3 separate regions of the Homo sapiens genome follow, and all the other regions are linked to region 1. The links are chromatin contacts, found by Hi-C or POLR2A ChIA-PET in ENCODE. All regions are on one chromosome and are shown on one strand. The core of a region is the stretch at or near the end of the contact, and the rest is flanking DNA. Distances in the headings are between cores, read along the strand shown. Region 1 holds the start of MIATNB (MIAT neighbor). Region 2 holds the start of AP1B1 (adaptor related protein complex 1 subunit beta 1). Region 3 holds the start of GUCD1 (guanylyl cyclase domain containing 1).

Region 1 (2,696 bases), core at 1-2,500:
AGTCCCCAAAATGAAGACTCTAGGCCCTGGCCTGGGGAAGGGTGACTCTATACAAAATGGCATATGCTCTGTAGACACCAGACAGGTATTTTAAGGTTTATAAGAGCTGCATCTACTTGTGCAAACTACTGTAGCTATAAGGCTATATTTTTTTAAGAACTGAAACCAAATGCAGACTATGAGGAGTGAAGATATGCCCAATGGCCAAAACCTTGCAAGACTGGCTATACTTCTGACCCCACCTTGGTGGGTACCACTGCTCCATCAGGCCTGGTCCACACCAGAGCCCTGGCACCTCCTTTAGAAAACTACCATCTTTACCGACTTCTGATTGTTCTGACTCAGAGCAGCCACCACGCCCAAAATTGTTAGCTATGCTTTTCCCTGTGTTAGTCAAGTTCAAACCTGTGTTAGCCAAGTTCAAACCTGTGTTAGCCAAGTTCAAAGCTGTGTTAGCCCCTTCCCAGCCATGCCGACATCCAAGCTGTTAACAGTAACGAGGAATGTTAGACCTGTTGTTAGTCAGAAAAAAATCCACAAACCATTAGTTTCTGCTGAAAGGAACAGACCAGGAAGGCAGGAGTTAGTCAAGGTGAAGGAAAGGTTAATTAAGAACCGGTCAGGGCCAGGCCAGGAGCCTGGAACCCCCAGACAGGGCCAGGTTGGTTGTTAGTGGTCAGCCCCTGGGGCAGTCAGGGTGAGGCAGGGATTAGCTGGGTGAGAGCAAGAGTTAGCGCAAGGGAGCCAGAGATTAGCCCAAAGAAACCAAGGTGCCTACTGGAGGTGAGGCATGAAATCACCCCCAGGTGTGGCCCCGGCTTAGCGGCTGGCGGGCTCTGGGGGAGGCTGGCTGAGGCAGTGACGTCCGTGGGAACAGAGAGCCAGAGATGCATTCCTGGCCGGCCTGAGCATCTGCGGGAACCCTGTGAGCCCCTGAGGTTCACTTCTTGCTCCCCACTTCTCTCTCCTGCAAACTCCGAGCCCGGGGTAAAGCTGCTTCCCCTCCCCACACCCCTTTTCAACCCGACAACTAACGCCCTCTAGCTTCCGGGAATGGGACGGATCTTTCCCAAGGACTTCCGGTCACGGCCCCACGTCTACTTACGGTGGGGGAAACCGGCCTCTCTCGGCTCCAGAGAGGGGAGACGGCTCTCTAGCTGACTTCCTGTGTGGGAAAGAGTCCTCTCACTGACTTCCGGTGTCAGAAATGTCCCTCTTTCCGGCCTTCAAATATGAGAAATGTTTCTCTGGCCGACTTCCTGTGTACTAAATACTCCACTCAGTGGTTTTTAGCGTAGGAAAGACCCGCTTCATTGACTTCCGGTGTAAGAAAGGCTCCGCTTTCTGACTTCCGGTGTGGGACACGCCCCTCTGCTAATTTCCGGTGAGGGGCACGCCCCCTCCTGCCTTCCTCGTGGGATACGCCCCCCTCGTGACTTCCTGTGCAGGACAGCTTCTATCCCCGTCACTTAACAATGGAGAGGATTCTTCCCCAGCTTCCTTCCAGAGGACACAAAAGCTCAGAGCTCCACAGTCTAGAGTCTAGACCAACAGGCCTCCACACTCACGTCCCAGAGATTTCCCTGGTCCCACCTACTCCCAGTGGCAACCAGACTTCTGCACATAGGAGAGATGTCATACTCAGAGTCCAGCCTCCCACATCCACAGGACCACCTCTTCCTCCTCTGAGTCTTGTTAATAGGGCCATCCCCTGCCTTAGACCTGGCCCAGTGGACTCTGATCTTACAGCCAATATGGGGCAGCAAAGTGGGACATCTGTCTACAGGGCCAGTAGCCCCAGGTCATCTGCTTGCCAAAAGGAGGGGGACCAGCCCCCGGGGGGAGCCCAGAGCTCGGCAGGGCTGGGGTTAGTAAGAAGAGAAAACAGGGTTAGTAGGGGCTGGGTTAGTAAGTCAGAGCACAGCACCAGCGGACAGGGCACCTCAGCAGACACACACAGGAGTCGCTAAGAGAAAAGGAAGAACGCACGCAGGTCCGTTAGTTTGTTAAGGGATGATCGGGGTGCAGTTGAGGCACCCCAGGGGTTAGACGGGTTAGTAATCGAACAAAAGAGCTGCCTACAGAAAAGAAAGCTGAGACGGAGGAAGAATGTGGGGAAGTGACATGGATTCAAAGCCAAGTGTCTTGCCCCAGGCAGAAGGATCTGTGTGCAGAACACCCAGAGAGGCCAGGGCCTAGGCAGCAGACGTGTTCAACCAGGTTTGAGGGGCCTTCCTCCATCCTCATACTTTTTTTTTTTTTAGGTGTCTGCCATGTGCTGAGACCCTTATATTGACGGGAATCCTCACTGCAACCTGTAAGGTATCAGAACTCGCATTCTACCACTGAGGAAACTGAGGTTGAGAGAAGTGAGGTGACTTACTCAAACTCACTCAACAGGAAGTGGCAGAGTTGGTGAGTCTTATTTGCATTCTCTGTCCTGGAACGTGGGTCTGCACAAAGATCCCAGCCCATAGGCAGAGCCTTCTGGAGCCTTGGCTGCCCCCATATCCCAGCCCCTTGAAAGGCCCATGAGCTGCACAGTTAGTAGGATCTGGCTGCGGGGGGGTGGTTAGTAGGGCATGCTCGGGCCTGGTTAGTGGGTTAGTTGGTTGGCAGAAGGCCAGGCACCTCGTCACACGCCACAGCGTCCCGGCTGAGCCCTGGGTTAGTAGGTTAATCACACCATGCAACAC
Region 2 (2,696 bases), core at 106-2,605, 2.7 Mb before region 1:
TGGGAGGCCCAGGCAGGAGAATCGCTTGAACCTGGGAGGCAGAGGTTGCAGTGAGCCAAAATCACGACACTGCACTCCAGTCCGGGCAACAGAGCGAGACCCTGTCTCAAAACAAACAAACAAAAAAAAACAAATGATCTATCAAGTTTGGAAGAATATTCACCAAAATATTAAAAGTGATTGTCTTAGGTCAGTGGGATTGCAGATGGTTTTTTTCTTTTTTCTTTTTTTTTTTTTTTGAGACGGAGTCTTGCTCTGTCGCCCAGGCTGGAGTGCAGTGGTGTGATGTCGGCTCACTGCAAGCTCTGCCTCCCGGGTTCACGCCATTCTCCTGCCTCAGCCTCCTGAGTAGCTGGGACTACAGGCGCCTGCCACCACACCCGGCTAATATTTTGTGTTTTTAGTAGAGACGGGGTTTCACCATGTTAACCAGGATGGTCTCGATCTCCTGGCCTTGTGATCCGCCCGCCTCGGCCTCCCAAAGTGCTGGGATTACAGGTGTGAGCCACCATGCCCGGCCATTTTTTTTCTTTTTTTGAGACAGGGTCTGGATCTGTCGCCCAGGCTGGAGTGCAGTGCTGCAATTATAGCTCACTGTAACCTCAACCTCCTGGGCTCAAGCTATTCTCCTGCCTCAGGCTCCCGAGTAGCTGGGACTACAGGTATGAGCCACTGTGTCTGGCTCAAGGTCACTCATCTTAAGAATGGAGGGGTCCAAACTAGAGCTGTAAACCTAGTTTGGACAGAGAGAGACCCCTCTGTAATCCCAGCACTTTGGGAAGCCGAGGCGGGAGGATCTCTCGGGTCCATGATTTCGAGACCAGCCTGAGCAATAAAGTGAGACTCTCTCTACAAAAAATAAATAAGTAAATAATAAGTAATTAGCCGGGCGTAGTGCTGCGCACCTGTGGTCCCAGCTGCTTGGGAGGCTGAGGTGAGAGGATCACCTGAGCCTGGGAGGCGGAGGGTGCAGTGAGCCCAGATCTTCGAGCCACTGCACTCTAGCTTGAGCAACAGAGCAAGACCCTATTTCAAACAAACAAACAAAAAATGAGTGACCTTGAGCAAAACCCTGCCCCTCTTAGAACCTCAGATTTGCCGTCTTTACACAGAAGATGGACTTCAAACTCCCTACGACCTTGCCCGGCCCCCTCACGCTGAATTGGCTAGCGGGATGGTTTCCCAAGGGCTCTGCGGGAGACTGCAGCATAGCAGCGCCGCGGCTGCCGAGGGGTTAATACCGTTGGGCTCTTCCCCTTTTCTTGCCCCGCCCCACGGGCACCACCCCCGCCAGGGTTGTACCCTTGACCCCGCCTTCAGGCCTTGCGTCCACCGGAAGTACCCGCGCGCGGGCAGCTCACTTCCGCCCGGCAGGTGACAGCCGCGGGGCTCCGAGCCGCCGGCAGCCCGGACGCACCGGGAGAGCGAGAGGTGGAGGCCGCGGACATTTTGGTGCCAAGCCGAACCGAGCCGGGGCGCCGGGAGCTATTGGGACCTGCGGGTGAGGAAGCGGGGACCCGGGCGAGCCAGGAGAAGAAGTGGGGCGAGGGGTCAGGGGTCCTAGGTGAGGGGTTTGCGGGGTCAGAGGTCATGAAGAGGACGCGGCGCTGCAGGGGCGCGAGCGACGTCCCCAGCCAGAGGAGGAGGAAGGGCTGAGGGTTCGTTCATTCATTCGCGCCCACTTGGCCGCCGGCCTGTTCCTCGGCCGCCCCATACCCGCAGCACCTCCTGGGGCTTCCGCCCGGAGAGACAGGACTTAGGCCCCGAGGAATTCCCCACTGGCCTGAGGGAAAACTCTTCGGGCTCTGATTTCCTCTTTCGGACTCACCTCCATGGCCATCCTGAGGCCTCCTCGTTGTTCAGGGCGTTATCTCTTTGCCAAGGTTGAAAAAGAAGAAAGAAAAAAAAACTAGAAAACGGTCCCGTGCCGCCCGCCTCCGGCTAGGCACTGGCTTGGTCTTGTTTGTTGGAGCCTCTAAGACAAGTTAACTGAATGGAGACACCGGTGATAATGCTGCAAAATAACGAGGGAGATGCTTGCTAGTGGCTATCGAGTCCCTTCTGTGTACCGGGCACTGTGCTAAGCACTTTCCTTACAATGACACATTTAAACTTCACAGCAACCTTTGTGGGGATTAAATATCCCTATTTTATCGATGAGGACCCTGAGGCACAGAGAGGTTAAATCCCACATGTAAGGTCATTCGGGTAGTAGAGGCAAGGCCAGGTTTTCTGCCAGGCTGTCAGAGACCTGCAAAGTACAGAGACAAAGGAAAGACTGGAGTTAAGGTTGGGGTGTAGGGGATATTTAAGACTTTTAGCCAGACATGGTGGCTCACGCCTGTAATCCCAGCACTTTGGGAAGCTGAGGCGGGTGGATCGTGAGGTCAGGAGTTCAAGACCAGCCTGACCAACATGGTGAAACCCTGTCTCCAATAAAAATACAAAAATTAGCCAGACATGGTGGCGTACGCCTGTAATCCCAGCTACTTGGGAGGCTGAGGCAGGAGAATCGCTTGAACCCAGGAGGTGGAGGTTGCAGTGAGCCGAGATCGTGCGACTGCACTCCAGCCTGGGCCACGGAGTGAGACTCCGTCTCAAAAAAAAAAAAAAAAAAAAGATTTTTAGCTGCCGTTGTATTTATTTGGATTTATGTCACGATGTAGCCTTATTGCTTTTTGTCTGATCTTCATAAG
Region 3 (2,696 bases), core at 126-2,625, 2.1 Mb after region 1:
CCGGCTGGGCGCGGTGGCTCACGCCTGTAATCCCAGCACTTTGGAAGGCCGAGGCCGGTGGATCCCTTGAGCCCAGGAGTTCGAGACCAGCCAGGGCAACATGGTGAAACCCCGTCTCTACTTAAAAAAAAAAAAACAAAAAAAAACTCATAGGATTTGGGGGAAGGAGATAGTCAATCAGAAATGACTTCGAGATTACTGCCTGGAAGCTTTGAAAAACACTCACCTGGAGAGATACAGAATGTGAGAAGCATGCACGTTGAGGGGAAAGCTAATGAACTTACTTCCAGGAGCTAGTGAGGCGACGCTGATGTTTGGGTGGCCCAAGCTTCCCGCTTTCTTCCCTCCCCGAGCCCCGCAGAGTTCCATGCAGCAAGTCTTTCTCCAGCCCCTGGCCCCTCACAGGCGCCTCGACCTCCCCTCGCCCGTCCCCAGCCTCACCGGCTCTGGCCTACTTTTCTTCTCTTCGGTCCGCTGCGAAAGATGCTACGGCGAAGGCGTGAGTCAAGCGAATGGCGGGCCTAACACCCAGAATTCCACTCTTTCCCAAAATGCTGCGCGCAGGGCCCGCCTCCTTCCTTTCCCCAGTGTTGAGCGCGGTCTCGCCTCCGCTTCCTCCTCACTCCGCCTGCCGGCTGGGAAACTAGGGCACCAGTACGATAGTTCCGGCACCGGAAAAGAGGGCTGATGACTGGGCCCGGGGGCCGCCGCAACGACCCTTGGGGCCGGCAAAGAGCCAGAGAGGGTGCTCACACTTCCAAGCACCCCACACCAAGGACAGGCTGGACGGCAAGGCGGAGACGCGGGGCTTGGGCCCTCAGACCGGGGACAGCAGGAGGTTGGGCCAAGGGCCAGGACTTCCCGTCACAATTTCATTTGTTGATCCCGGCACCGCCAGGTAAGGGGGGCCCTGAGTGAGGCTAGGTATCTGGTACGGATAAAGTTAGGTATAGAGTAGAGCGGCTGCCCGCTCAGGGTTATCCCTAAAGACAGTTGGAGGAGAGTTGCTTGGGGCCTCGGGGATGCACTGGGCGGGATCAGGGCTTACACCTAGGACTGGCAAAAGAGCGGGACCCGGCAGAGGCGGGGCTTGCCGAAGGGACGAGCCTCTATTCAGGAAATGCACGAGCTTTGGGGCGGGGCTCAAAGAAAGGGGCGGGGCTTCCGGGGCCCGCGTCCTGGTGAGCTGCGCGTCTGCGCGAGGATTGGGCGAGAGGGTGGGGCCACTCAACGCTGAGGCGGCGAATGGCCGGAGCAGACTTAAATCAAGAGGCTGGGGACCTCTAAGATCAAAGTTTGGGGCGGGGCCTAAGGAGGGGGCGGGGCCTCCAGATTCGAGACCTGGAAGGGCTGGGGCGGCGCTTGGGGCGGCCCAGCCGCCGCCTCCCGTTCTCTCCTCCGCAGCGGCGGCGGTGGCGGAGAAGGAACTCGACACGCACCGACCGCCCTCCCGCCCCAGCCGAAGCGGAAGCTGTAGCCCGCTCTGGGCCGGGGCCATGGGCGCCCCGCGCCGCCCGGGTCATGAGGACGGAGGCGGAGGCAGCGGGGCCGCCGCTCGAGCCCGGTCAGTGCCTCTCTGTGGGCCCAGTCTTCACCCTAGGAACGAAAGGGACCCCTCCCTAGCGCGGGGCAGGGTCCAGTCGCGCGACCTTGGGCCGACTCCCGCCTCGCCCCCACACCCGCCTGGTTCCAGTCAGTGGGGGTTTCCTGACACTCGCAGGATTGCGACCCTTGTCAGCATGGTGGGAAGGTCCGGGTAGCAGGGGCACCACCTTCCCCAGAAGCGAAAAGTCCTGCTGGAGCCGCCTTGGGAGCTCCCATGCCTTGGGAAACCGTGGAGGACTGAGGCTGGGAAGGGCAGGAAACTGGCCGAGAGCACCGAGCAATGGAAGGGCCAGTGCCCTGGCCTCCGAGACTCGGCGTTTTGTCTTGCTCTTGTTCTTCACTTTCGTTCTCTCTGCCACGCGGTAGCCTGAGCCCCTTTGGGGCGGAGACCCGGACTGGTATTCAATGTCTTGGCCGTTAGTTTGCTTGCCCAAGACGTAGGGGAGGGGGAAGACGTGATTCCTGTCCTGCTGAAGGCGCGGGGTTGATGACAAACGGAGTTCTAGCTAGTAAACTCTGAAGTGAAGTGCCAACTGTGGAAGAGGTCAACAGCATGTGGGACCCTGACCTTCAGGTGTCACTCCCAGGGAGTGTTCCCTTTTGTGTCTGCTGTGTGGAGTTGGTGGGGGATTTACAACCCTCCTCCTCCAGTTGTCTAGCCCTGTGGTCTGAGACAAGATACTTGCCTTTCCTGAGCCTCAGAGGAGGAATGGCTTACATTCACAGGGAGTGTTCTATGAGGCAGGCGCGCGCTGCGTGCAGTTGTTTACATGCAGTGCCTCATTAATCCTCATAACGAACCAGTGAAGTAGGTGCCCACTGTGATTTGCACTTTTGCAGCTGAGCAGACTGAGTCTGAGATGGGTTAAGTATTAAAGGCTAGTGCACTGCTTGCCTTCCTTAGTGACAGCCACTAACTGAGCTCAGGCCAGGGCCTTCCAGGCAGCCCTTTGGCTCCAGGCAGCAACGTCTGGCTGTGGCTTTGTGTTTAGAAGGCTAAAGCTGTTATGGGGACAGATGCCAAGGCCTCGCCTAACCTTATCACCCCCAACATGAGCACCTCTAGGTCCGATCCGCCCTTGCCGAGGCTG

What was found. Hi-C counts contacts between places; a loop is a spot of excess contacts on that map. ChIA-PET counts read pairs that join two places held with the same protein, here RNA polymerase II (POLR2A). Pooled maps may share reads with other maps.
Region 2: a map of CD4-positive, alpha-beta T cell shows a loop between it and region 1 (11-fold over the local background). The contact joins the promoter of AP1B1 here to the promoter of MIATNB in region 1. A Hi-C loop is called at or near these places in 1 of 168 maps with a recorded cell type or tissue (CD4-positive, alpha-beta T cell) and 7 of 50 pooled maps. POLR2A ChIA-PET finds 5 or more read pairs at or near these places in 1 of 52 experiments (activated B cell).
Region 3: a pooled map shows a loop between it and region 1 (24-fold over the local background). The contact joins the promoter of GUCD1 here to the promoter of MIATNB in region 1. A Hi-C loop is called at or near these places in 1 of 168 maps with a recorded cell type or tissue (CD8-positive, alpha-beta T cell), 1 of 37 single-sample maps with no recorded cell type and 10 of 50 pooled maps. POLR2A ChIA-PET finds 5 or more read pairs at or near these places in 2 of 52 experiments (A673 and activated CD4-positive, alpha-beta T cell).

What each region holds. Positions count from the first base shown.
Region 1 is chr22:26,671,397-26,674,092 of GRCh38, reverse strand. It overlaps MIATNB (MIAT neighbor), which reads right to left and starts at 1,250. Exons shown (of 6, transcript NR_110543.1): 1 at 1,106-1,250. It overlaps MIAT (myocardial infarction associated transcript), which reads right to left. Exons shown (of 5, transcript NR_033320.3): 5 at 1-2,696.
Region 2 is chr22:29,387,229-29,389,924 of GRCh38, reverse strand. AP1B1 (adaptor related protein complex 1 subunit beta 1) reads left to right here and starts at 1,355. Exons shown (of 23, transcript NM_001127.4): 1 at 1,355-1,501. It also overlaps a transcript of RFPL1 not described here.
Region 3 is chr22:24,553,817-24,556,512 of GRCh38, reverse strand. GUCD1 (guanylyl cyclase domain containing 1) reads left to right here and starts at 1,375. Exons shown (of 6, transcript NM_001284254.2): 1 at 1,375-1,564. The coding sequence starts at 1,522. SNRPD3 (small nuclear ribonucleoprotein D3 polypeptide) reads right to left here and starts at 514. Exons shown (of 4, transcript NM_004175.5): 1 at 442-514. RefSeq lists an enhancer at 707-806 and a silencer at 1,267-1,626.